Regions from separate parts of the Homo sapiens genome. Here region 2 is linked to region 1. Evidence: read pairs that join two places in POLR2A ChIA-PET (ENCODE). Cell type or tissue: PC-9. All regions are shown on one strand. Links, peaks and the distances in the headings refer to the core of each region. The heading gives the core; the rest is flanking DNA.

Region 1 (6,156 bases), core at 573-5,572:
GCAAAAAGATTTCATTTAAATAATTTAAGACTCTTGCATCTAACAGCCTGTTTTTTTTTCTAATTATTCCAATTCCATAAGAACATTCATTCATTCAACAAATATTTATCTTCCCTGTGGACTAGTAACTGTATTATTCTTTTGATCCTCATAAAGAGGAGAAGCATCACTTTTAATAAAATTTTAGGAAAAAAAAGTCTTCACACTCAAATTAACTAATCCTCTTATCTAATAAATGGAGTAGCGTAATTGGGCTGACACAGAGCCCTCATTTTTTTTTCTGCTTTACTGTTTAAATTTTTTTTATCTAAAAAATCTTGAAAAGATTTTTGCTATTATAAAGTCATATTTATTAATAGGATTTGGAATTCCTTAAATGCTAAAAATTCAGTGTATATATTCTGTATTCAGCAAAACCACTGATCTCTTGCTGAGTGTGAATTTTTATCATTAAAAACAAGCAAACAACAAAAAAAAAACCCTACAAATCCTGAAGACCATAGAGTTCACACAGTAGCCTGGAGGATGGGCAGGGTAGGGATTCAACTCTTTTGACATCCCAGCTTCTAGCTAGCTGATTTACATATATTATAGCATTTTATATAATATCACATTTAATCCTTACTACTTAGTGCTACTATAAAAGTAGTGAAAGCAAATGGATGGGGGTTAATATTGCTACACATTCACCTAGTTGACCTGGCAGATACTTTTACCTAGCTCATGACTTCAAGCTTCTAGTGTAAGAGTCATTGTTCCATGAGACTCTTTCCCTTTCATTTCTGTTGGTAAATGTTGAGAAGTCTTAGAAACACCAGAACTCTGGGCGGGGGAGAGACCTAGATCATTTTGGTTACAGCAGACGGCAGTTTGGTGCAGTAGCCACCATCCTGGAAAGATGTACTCCTCATTGCCAGGGCAGGAACCATGGAAGAATCATTTCCATTTTTAGAAATTATCAATTTTGTGGGTTAGCCTTAATCTGCAATTGAATTACATTTTTAGTGGAGGTTTGTTTTATATCACATGATCTCCAACAGAAATTCCAGAGAGCTTTGTGGCATAAATAGAAAAAAGGCTAATATATATATCGATGAATACAAACTGTCAAGAACAATACCAGGAGCTTTTACATCCATTATCACACTTAATCCTCACAGCTATTATATAAGGCAGGTATTATTATTACTATTGTACAACCAGGGTAATTGAGACACAAACAGACTAAGTAACTTCCCCAAGGTCCAAGAGCTAGTTATTAGAAGCAATAAAATGTGAATACAGGATCTTTCACCTTTTCTAAATAGAGCTGGCCCTTGCTCTTGCAGAATCCGTGATAACTTTTTCACAGAACAGATCAAGTTGGGAAGGAGGAGGGAGGGTTAGGCAAGCAACTGAGTGTGATCCCATTTGGTCAGTTTGTGCTTCAGAGTAACCACAGGCATTCTCCTGGCTTCTGACAAATATTTAAGGGGCCTGCATGGCAGTCTCTGAATGATGTAGCCCTAGCCCTGCCAGGGACATGTACAATTTGGCTAGAGCAATAATAGTTCCCCATCCTTCATGGTCAGAGACAAATGTGAAATATACTGGCATGAGTTTTCCCAGAGACTGGGTGAAGTAAACATTGTTTTCATAGTTTCTGGATCATTTCTGAGGTGTGCCTTGCTAAATCTCCCAGTGTCAAGATTTGTCCACTATGAGGCTTAGAGCTTAGCCTTAAACTCCTGAACCAGAGAAGTAGAAATGGCTTAAATATTTGAATGGGTTGGGGAGGGGAAAGGAAACAACAAAAACAAATGCTAACTTTTTTTTTTCTTACACTTCTAAGGGACTTGGCTCCGATCAAATTTGAGTTATTCAATTGTTTGTTTTGGTTCTTACTGAGTGCCTTTCCTGGAAAAAGCACAAAGGACTCTGTAGACCTTAAAGAAAATTCCTAAATGTAAACAGAAAATCTCTAAAACTGCTTTGGAAGGTCACTGACACATAAATATTACATGTACCTATAAAATCTAAAAGGAAAGGACACACATAAGAAAGAAACAAAGAAAAGTCCTGAAAACAAACACTCCACCAGAGCAAAATCAAAAGAATATTTGGAGGCGAGGATGAAAAAGGAATGAAGGATAGAAGCCAGTCTGCCCTAGCCTTATTCTTTTTTCCCCTTGGCCAATTCAAAAGTCAGAGACTCTAGGGTTCTTATTTATCCAAATGAATGTGCCCTTCAGGGTTTAAACTCTCTGCTTCCATCTCTCTTCACTTGCTGAGCCGCTAAAATTCTCCTGAGTGTTTGGATTGAGAAGAAGAGGCTCCTGTGGGAGATTAGAAACTGATACCCTTGAGAGAGGACAATAGGGAGCTGCCGACAGACTGGCTGACGAGGCCCGGCTTGGGTCCCCAGAGAGGTAGGACAGTGCAGTTGGAAGTAAAAGCTTTTGATGAGCCATGAGTTTCCTTCTGATCTGTGGGCAAAGGAAGCCAGTGGACCAGAGAGGCACCTTAACGCCGAACAATCAGGAAGATGGAGATGTCCTGGCTCCCATGCCAACTGCTCTGTGACTCTGAGAAGCCATCTAGCTTTTTGCAGTTCAATTTTCTCAGCTGTTCAGGAGAAGAAGTAGACTGCATTCAAGTATAAGACTGTTTATTTTCCTGTTATTTTGTTTAGCCAAAGATTTGAAGCCATTCAATCCTCTAACGAGTACTGTAGTGTTGCCTAAACTAAGCAGGATTTTCTATATTGCATTACAAATTTTACAATCTGAGTGAGGTTGTTTTTTCTTCTTTTAGTACAGCAGAAATTGAACCTTCTCAGAGGAGCCTGGAAACTCTAAATTCCCTTCTCTGTTTCTTTTCCTTTGCTTCTCCTTCCCTTGCCCCTACATCCCCTGCCAGGTATGACTCTGGAAAACAGCATTCTGTAAGCTTGCTTGGGTAAGGGAGAGAAGCTGTGGTATGTGCTACTGTGGGAGCAGGGAGGGGGCAGAGTCTCCCCTTCAAGAACAGGATGGGTCCCATTCAGCCCAGGCCTCCTGGCTCCTCACCTGCCTGGAGGTTAGGCAGACAGAGAGGTTAAAAGATGGAGGAGTCTGAGGGGCATGGTTGCTCACACCTGTAATCTCAGCATTTGAGGAAACCAAGCTGGACAGATCGCTTGAGCCCAGGAGTTCAAGACCAGCCTGGGCAACATGGGGAAACCCCATCTCTACAAACACACACACACACACACACACACACACACACACACACACACACAATTCGCCAGGCATGGTGGTGCATCTCTATACTCAGAGCTACTCGGGAGGCTGAGGTGGGAGGATTACTTGAGCCTGGGAATTTGAGGCTGCAGTGAGCTAAGATCATGCCACTGCACTCCAGCCTAGGCAACAGAGTGAGACTCATCTCAAAAAAAGAAAAAAAGATGGAGGAGTCTGAGAATGGGGGCGAGGAAGAGTCAAGGCAGGCCAGGGGTGTGAGATGCAGCCAAAGCCTGGACAGCCCCCATGAGTCGAACTCCTGCAGCTCCTGGCTGATGTAAGGAACATCGCAGGGGAAAGAAAGCAAGACTGGCCCAGCTTTCCAAAGCTGATGGCTGTGTTTTACTTCTCAATTTACCCTCATCTCTTGCCAGCTTCTCTCCTTTTTCACTTCCAGACAATTCATCTCTCCGTTTTCCTTTCCAGCCAAAGTAGTTGCTGAATATACTGAAATTTGATTACATTCTCTGGCCCTGTCCCTTTTGCCAGCAACATGCTTCCATCTAAAAGCCCTGCTGGAGTCTGGCTACCCTTTTTAATTTGCTGTTCTTACCAAATGTCACCACACTTCATGCTAAAATATCCTCGATAATTTTTCCACTCACTCCTTAAAGCTATTGTCTCCCAACACTTCTGAGCTCACCATTCTATTAACATGGGCCTCTTGGGAAGCACCAGTGATGTTATTTAATCCAGTGACCTTTGCCAAGTCTTCCTCCCCTTTAATTTCTCTGGAGCCTTTGATATTCTTAACCACCATCCTGAAATATATTTTTTTTTCCCCTTGACTTTCCTCCTATCTGCTTCCCACACTTCCTTCACTAGTTCTTTTAATTCCCTTAATGGGAGCATCCTCTGACATTCTTTTCCTCTCTCATTCTCTTGAGCTGATTTCATCCTCTGGCATTGCTCTAGCTCCCCCTTGAGTGTAATGATTTCCCAACCTGGAAGGCCCAGTTTCAAGTTATAAAATTCTTGCCACCAAAATCCTGCCACCCAAAAGTCCATACTATCGGGGCCTAGCTTACCTTTCCAGCCACACTTTTCTCTTAGTTTATTTCTGGAAAGTAGTCTGATACACTTCAAAGAGCAAGAGTGTAGAGACAAAGAGATATGATTACAAATCTTGGCTCTGCTGTCAACTGGCCACAAGATCTTAAGCAAATAACTAACTTCTCTGAACCTTTTATTTTCTCATCCATAAGGCAAGGATAAGAATAGTACTTAAAAGGGATATTTTTTACACTTTGAGATAGCATGTCTGGCACCTCACAGGTACTTAATAACCAGAAATTACTATTATTGTTATAACTGATGAGTACAGATCTTTTTTTTAACTTTTATTTTAAGTTAAGGTGTACAAGGGCAGGTTTGTTATGTAGGTAAACTTGTGTCATGGGAGTTTGTTGTACAGATTATTTGATCACCCAGGTATTAAGCCCAGTACTCATTAGTTATTTTTCCTGATCCTCTCCCTCCTCCCAAGCTCCACCCTCTGAAAGGCCCCAGGGTGTGTTGTTCCCCTCTGTGTGTCTATGAGAACAACATTTAGCTCTCACTTAAAAGTGAGAACATGCGGTACTTAGTTTTCTGTTCCTGTGTTACTTTGCTAAGGATAATGGTCTCCAGCTCCATCCATGTCCCTGCAAAGGATGTGATCTTATTCTTTTTTATGTCCACATAGTATTCCATGGAGTATATTGTATGTACCACATTTTCTTTATCCAGTCTATCACTGATGGGCCTTTAGGTTGATTCCATGTCTTTGCTGTTGTGAATAGTGCTGCAGTGAACGTATATGTGCATGTGTCCTTATAATAAAATCAGTTATATTCCTTTGGGTATATACCCAGGATTTAAATTGCTAGGTCAAATGCTATTTCTGTCTTTAGATATTTTAGGTTTCCACAATGGCTGAACTAATTTACACTCCCATCAACAGTGTATAAGCGTTCCTTTTTCTCTGCAACCTCGCCAGAATCTGTTGTTTTTTGACCTTTTAATAATGGCCATTCTGACTGGTGTGAGATGGTGTCTCATTGTGGTTTTGATTTGCATTTCTCTAATAATCAGTGATGTTGAGCTTTTTTTCATATGTTTGTTGGCCACACGTATGTCTTCTTTTGAAAAGTGTCTGTTCATGTCCTTTTTATGGGGTTGTTTTTCTTTAAATTCCTTAGAAATGCTGGATATAAGACTTTCACCGGATGCATAGTTTGCAAAATTTTTCTCCCATTCTGTAGGTTGTGTTACTCTGTTGATAGTTTCTTTTGCTGTGCAGAAACTCTTTAGTTTAATAAGATCCCATTTGTCAATTTTTGCTCTGGTTTTGATTGCTTTTGGTGTCTTCGTCATGAAATCTTTGCCTGTGCCTATATCCTGAATGGTATTGCCTATGTTGTCTTCCAGGATTTTTATAATTTCGGGTTTTACTTTTTTTTTTTTTTTTTTTTTGAGATGGAATCTCGCTTTGTCACCCAGGCTGAAGTGCAGTGGTGTGATCTCAGCTCACTGCAACCTCCACCTCCTGGGTTTAAGCAATTATCATGCCTCAGCCTCCTGAGTAGCTGGGACTACAGGCATGTACCACCACACGTGGCTAATTTTTGTCTTTCTTCATAGAGATGAGGTTTTGCCATATTTCCCAGGCTGGTCTCAAACTCCTGGCCTCAAGTGATTCACCTGCCTTGGCCTCCCAAAGTGCTGGGATTACAGGCATGAGCCACTAGGGTTTTACATTTAAGTCTTTCATCCATCTTGAATTAATTTTTGTACATAGTATAAGGAAAGGGTCCAGTTTCAATCTTCTGCATATAGCTAGCCAGTTATCCCAGAACCATTTATTTTACTAGGGAATTCTTTCCCCACTGCTTGCTTTTGTCAGGTTTGTTAAAGA
Region 2 (6,156 bases), core at 450-5,449, 300 kb before region 1:
TGTGAAGTTTCAATAAAATGCTTAGAACTACATTTTCCTGGCCAGGTGCAGTGGCTCATGCCTGTAATCCCAGCACTTTGGGAGACCGAGGCAGGTGGATCACTTGAGCTCAGGAGTTCGAGACCAGCCTAGCCAACATGGTGAAACCCTGTCTCTACTAAAAATACACAAAATTAGCCAGGTATGGTGGCACATGCTTGTAATCCCAGCAACTTGGGAGGCTGAGACAGGAGAATCGCTTGAACCCAGGAGGCAGAGGTTGCAGTGAGCCAAGATCATACCACTGTATTCCACCCTGGGAGACAGAGTGAGACTGTCTCAAAAAAAAAAAAAAAAAAAAAAAGAAATACATTTTGTTTTATTGCAGGCAGGATACATTTCAAGAGGCTTACTTCACCTTCTCTGTCTGATCTCCGCCAAATATCTTGGCTTTGTATTTCCCATAACCCATCTGTTCTTCATGTAGCTGTGAAAGAAGTATATCTTTGAAAGCAGAATTTTGAGTAAAGAAACCCGAGAGTTAGGGAGAGATGACCAGGTTCCATGGCTCCTTGTTAATTTCACCTTCAAGCCACATACTGCCTCTTCTTGGGCCCTTGATCTACTGCTGAGCATATCTTTTTCTTTCTTGGTGTGAATTCTGCCTCTCAGTATAGGTGGTATTTGTTAATTTAACTCTGACATAAACATGGGAACACTGCGCCTCAGTGTCATTGTCTGTAAAATGGGGTTATAAGGTATTTTCTGACCTACTTAAGGTTACCGTGAGGATTAAGTGATAATGTACAAAGAAGACTTTTAAAAATTAATATTGGAGTATAGTATAAGCATAGTGACATACAATGAATTATAATCAATAATAAATTGAATTTCACTTTGTGACCTCATAAAATTTGATTCCTTTCAGCTCTATCAAGGACAGCATCTTGCCTAATCACTTTTTGTTTTAGAAAAGTTAGATGCTTGTCCAATGTCACAAAGCAAGTTAGGGTAGAGGTAGGGCAAAAGCCCTGATCTCCTGACTCCCACACCAGCAGGATGCTTAGTTGTGATTTCTGCCTTGCTTTACCACTTGGGTCATCTTTCAGTGAAGGAGGTAACTATCTCTTCTTTCTTGAGTTAAAATAATACCTTAGTAGAAGCAAAGAACACTATCACTTTAGTTCTTTTCAGCCTTCATTTGCTGTTGCCTTCTGTGTCTAGGCGTGCTGAGCTGGCAGGAAGGTGACAAGTATGATAGATTCTGGCCTCTAAGGGGCTGTCAAGTCTAGTGAAAGGAGGTAAATGAGTAAACAGATAGACACTTCGGAGCCTGAGTTTCTGGTGCTGGCCCTTACACACAGGGTCTATCTGGGCAAGTCATGCCTGTCTTTGGGCTCAGGTTTCCCAGCTGCACATTGAGGTCCTGGACTAGATGTACAGAATGATCGTGATCACTGAGGTTCCTTCTAATTTGTCACCATCTATGGGTCTGTGATAATGCAAAGCTGTGTGCTTGCCAGCTGAAACTGAAATGAAGGAAAGTGATTAATTCATTTCACAAACTGAAATGAAGGAAAGCTATTAATCTGATGGCGTATTTTTCTTTATTTGTGATAAGTTTCACAGACTACATTTTCCAGCATTCAACACTGCCATTGTATTGTATTGTATTGTATTGTATTGTATTGTATTGTATTGTATTGTATTGTATTGTATTGTATTGTATTGTATTGTATTGTATTGTATTGTATCATAGATGGCGATACTTGTTCAGTTAACCAAATGGTCAACTTTGCAAAAATAGCAGAAGTGGACATCTCATGATGATTTAATACAGGACACAAAAATCAATGCTAGCATTAACTACTATTCTCGGCCTTTCTGCAGTGTTTTTCTGATAGGAACCTTTGTATTAAACCACCTTCTTTTTTTCCTAAAAAGGACCATAGCATAATAGCAGCTAGCATTTATTTGGTGTTTTCCTGTGTGATAGGTAAGTGTTGTTTTAAGTGCTTCCCATATAAAAATTCATGTAATCTTTGCAGCATTTTGAAGTAGGCATTATTATCATCCCTATTTTAGAGATAAGACAACCGAGGTACAAGAAATTAAGTAAAACTTATTCAAGATTACACAGCTATTAAGAGATGGAGGCAGGATTCAAACTCAGGCGGTCAGCCTCAGGCAGCCTCATGTTTCATGGCTGGACCATTGCCTAAATGAAAGCTGCTCACTCTCAGCCTATTGAGAACCTGGAGAAACTGGCCTTGTTATGAGGCCACAGGCTAAGAAAGCAGTTGTATCAGCTTACTTGTGGCTCTAAACTTGGCCAGATCCTCAAGTCTAAGGATTCTTACTATGCACAGGTGTTCTCAGTCTGGATTCATGTCTCAGGTGACTCATGAACCCTTGGAAATTGTGTGCCAAATGCATTTATGAGTCCATGTGTGTTGTGTTGGTATGACGGGGGGTAGGCGGTTTGGTGGTTTTCTGCACAGTATCAGCAGAGCCTCTACTCTGTCACTGGCAGGATCCTAGCTGTGCAGGCGTTTGTCAGCCTAAATCTAAATCAAGATTCTGGGCTGGGAATTAGGATATAGCTCCCCATTGAACAAGTGAGTGGCTATAGGATCTTGGAAGAACCAGGCTTTCCAAATGTCCTCCCACCCCTTGGAACTCTGCTGCTGTGGAGCAGTTGTACGATGTCCTTTTCTCTCTTTGAAGCTTTCCAAATCTTTCAATCTTTTTTTTTTTTGCCTCCAAATTTTGGAACCTCAAAATTTCAAGGTTTTTTTTTTTAATTTTTTTATTTTTTTTCCTTTTGTTTTACCTTCTCCTTTCTGGCTTTGTTCAGAAATCAGGTATCAATAAGCTTTTTATTACTCATCCAATCTGTGAGTTCAGTTTCCCATTTAACTTTTATGAATGTTTTCTTTGTTAAGATGAGTCCTTTCAAACCCCTGTAAAGAATGTTTCACTATATACAAACATAAAAACGAAGTGTTAAAACTAGAAAATCCAAGTGGAAACACAAACATACATATACATTTTTCCCCAGGCAATTTAGCTTCATAGAAATTGAGTGCATCTGCAAGGGAATTTTTTTTTAAATGTTATTGGTAGTTTTGTTATTTGTATTACCTGTTTGGTCCTAGTCTTTATAGTTGATTACTCTAGGTAGGTCTTTTTAGGACTGAAAATAGGTCACACATATCACAGTGGTCCCAGTGTTAGAGAGATGATAAAATTCTATTACAAAGTAGTTTTGTCATGCTTTTGGTCTAAATGAGTAATACAACTAGCATGTCCAGTGTCATTTTTGCTGTACTCTGGAAAACTTTTACCATCTATCTCATCCTTATATACTGCAACAAACTTCTGATATTATTTCAATTGCAGTTCAGGCATTGCCCTCGACACAGGCTTAAGTTCAAGTCTCAGCTCTGTTACTTACAAACCATATGACTTTGAGCAAGTTTATTTAATTTTGTGGAGTCCTTTTTTTTCCCATACAAGGGGAAAACAATAATTACATGTTGCTCAAAGGGTTATGAGGAGTGAGGTCAGGCATGTTTATATGTTTCACTCTGGCGTTTTGCAGAGTAAGCACTTGATAAATGATGCTCGTGTTATTGATTGTCATCATCATCATTAATATGTGTAATAGGCTAGGTACAGTGCTTGGCACATAGCGGGCACTAAACAAATATTTTATTGGATTTGATTGTACATAGCGCTTGTGACTGAATCAGAGGTTGCCAGGGGTAGCTTTTTGCTCAGTAGATTAACAAGGAGGAAATTGTTGAACAGAACAACTGATGGCTCTACCTTTAAGTCAATGAATTTCATAGTGAAGTGGTCTTGAATGCAAATGATGAAATGTGGCAAGTCTGGTGGAGAAAAAAACCCAACAATCTTGAAGCTGTTTTAAAGAGTAGCAGTTGCCTAGTCACCCCAATTGCTGAAATTTTCCTTCTCTTCCTTGAATAAGGAGTAGAGAGGGGCAGAGAGGTTACTGGTCATGTTCATTAATTTTCTTTCAAGAACTGCCACATGTCACCAGTGGTGCCCCCCCAGCACCAGTGCTGTTTGGCAGTCTTCTCTTTGCCCCAGAGAAGCCAAAATGTTAAATTGATGGAGCTTACTAGATCTGACAGAGAAATTCTTCACGTCTGGCCTGGATGTCTAAGTAAATTTGGTGTACTTCTTGTGGTCTGGAGCAAATGCTGGAAGCTATTAGAATTCTGAACAAAACCCTCCATTCAAAGACTGCTCGTTTCCTGCTGGGGTAATCCAAGTATCAAACATTAAGAAATATGGGCAAGGCAAATGTGGCTGCTCATTGCAAAACCCACCAAGGTGTCTACGACATCTCCCCAAATGACTTGGAATGTTACATCCACTTGATCATCTTGAATAAGTGGTTTCTTTTGAAAACAAGAGCTCTACTTTTCCTACACCAAGTATAGATGGGAATTGGCTGAATTTCCTCTTGTCAGTCAAATTTAGGAGAAGAAAGCTTTCCTCCTTCCCTTGAAGTTCTAGGGACCTAGCCTTTTTTTTTGGTTTTATTTTGTTTCATTCTCCTTTCCTTATATATTTCCTTCTGAAATAAAAAAAAGTATCTTTCATTAGATATAGTTATGGATCTATTGTTTTAGACTAGGCCTGCTCAGTGGCTGGAAACGATTTTATTAAGAAGGCTTTATAGAGAAGCTTTGGTTTATCTCATGAAATATCTGAGTTTGTCATAGATTGTTTCCTTTCTGTACAGAAAGTTATTTTCTGTGAAATTCCAGGTGTTCTTTTACATAGACTTGAAAGGAATAGATTTGATAGTCCAGGTTTTTTTTTTCCCTAAGAAGAATATGTTCTTGTGATAGATTAATTGAGGATGAAATCAGATAACATAGATGAAATCACTGGATAGGCATAGTGAAAACCATTATTTTAATTAATCTAGCTACAGTGTTTGTACAGCCAGCTATGCAGCTGAAGGCTGCCATGTAGTAGCTGCTACACTGTTTGGCTCCTGTACTTATACTGTATGGGGACCTCTTTCTTAGACAGTCTCACTCCTGCTGGACTGTAAACTCCTGGAGAACAGGGACAAAGCCTTGTTCATTAGAGTATTCCTAGTGCATTCCACTATAATAGACACATAATTAATACTTTTAAAAAATGAACAAATGAATAAGACATTTGTACAGAACTTGAGTGTTAGACCAGGTGGTTTCACAAAACAAAGCGCTCACGGAGGTTTATTGGCCTTCCTCCTATGTCTTTGACCTTTTCCTTAGCTTGTGTCTATGCTGTGTTTCCTGTCTACGAGATGGTGGAGATGGCGAGCCCAGTTTTCTTTCATCTTGAAAGGATTCAGCTCCATTACTTAATAGTCCCAGTCATGTTCCTTTCCCCCTAGAATCTGTGTATGAGATGTGAAATCCATGAAAAGATAATGTTGAATGGGAAAAATTAACCTATTTTGATGACTTTTAAGGAGTTCTAACTGTGCATGATAGCAGGCGACTCCCTTGTCAGTAGGCAGCAGGCCTGTGTTATGTCAGGGGTAACGAGGTGGTTCACTTGTGGAGAGTTTTCTGTCTTTTCTTCCAAGTTATGCTGACCTCGCCGACGAAAATATTCCCCATCTAATAAAAGTCAGAGCAAATTTATGGGCCTGCCCCTGACCACTTGTCCTTTATCCTTTAAAAGAAAAAATAAATCTAGGATAAGATCCATAGGTTACTGTTGGACCATGGAAATGATGGGCAGGGGCCAAATATCCCACCTTCCTTGATCTGCTTCTCTTTTCCCGATTCCGGCTGTCTGGGGGATGCTGAAGCTTGTGGCATGAGGGTTACTGCCGAGCATGGCCATGTCGTTAGTTCCCTTTGGAAACAAGCTGTTGCTCTCCCTGCCTGGAGGGCCACACGCCTTGGCACCACACTGAAGAGATCCCAGGCGTGGCTGGAGTGAAGCTGCTAATGAAAAAGCAGCCATGGCAGGTCAGGACGAATCAAGCAAAAAGGAGGACATTCTATAATTAAAGATTCAGAGAAATACTAGCGCAGTTTTTGTTGTTGTTGTTGTTGTTTTGTTTTTTTGTTTTTGCCAACGCTATGACAATTGCTCTTTCTACCTGTTCCCGTGGGTTTTCTGTCATTTTATCAC

What was found. ChIA-PET counts read pairs that join two places held together with the same protein. Peaks named below come from ENCODE experiments on the same cell type or tissue, not always from the same donor. Only the 100,000 strongest peaks of a DNase experiment are listed, where the experiment ranks them.
Region 2: POLR2A ChIA-PET joins it to region 1 with 6 read pairs; 3 of 35 experiments call an interaction of 5 or more read pairs at or near these places.

Annotation. Positions count from the first base shown.
Region 1 is chr1:64,160,009-64,166,164 of GRCh38, forward strand. All of the region lies in intron 8 of ROR1 (receptor tyrosine kinase like orphan receptor 1), which reads left to right. Among named protein-coding and RNA genes, the nearest start is that of UBE2U, 41 kb to the right of the region's middle. In PC-9, for the core only: a CTCF peak has its summit at 4,188; no DNase peak of the experiment used is centred there.
Region 2 is chr1:63,862,072-63,868,227 of GRCh38, forward strand. The region is part of intron 1 of ROR1 (receptor tyrosine kinase like orphan receptor 1); the gene reads left to right. Among named protein-coding and RNA genes, the nearest start is that of ROR1, 91 kb to the left of the region's middle. In PC-9, for the core only: no CTCF peak of the experiment used is centred there; a DNase peak (open chromatin) is centred at 2,360; H3K27ac peaks cover 1,155 bases.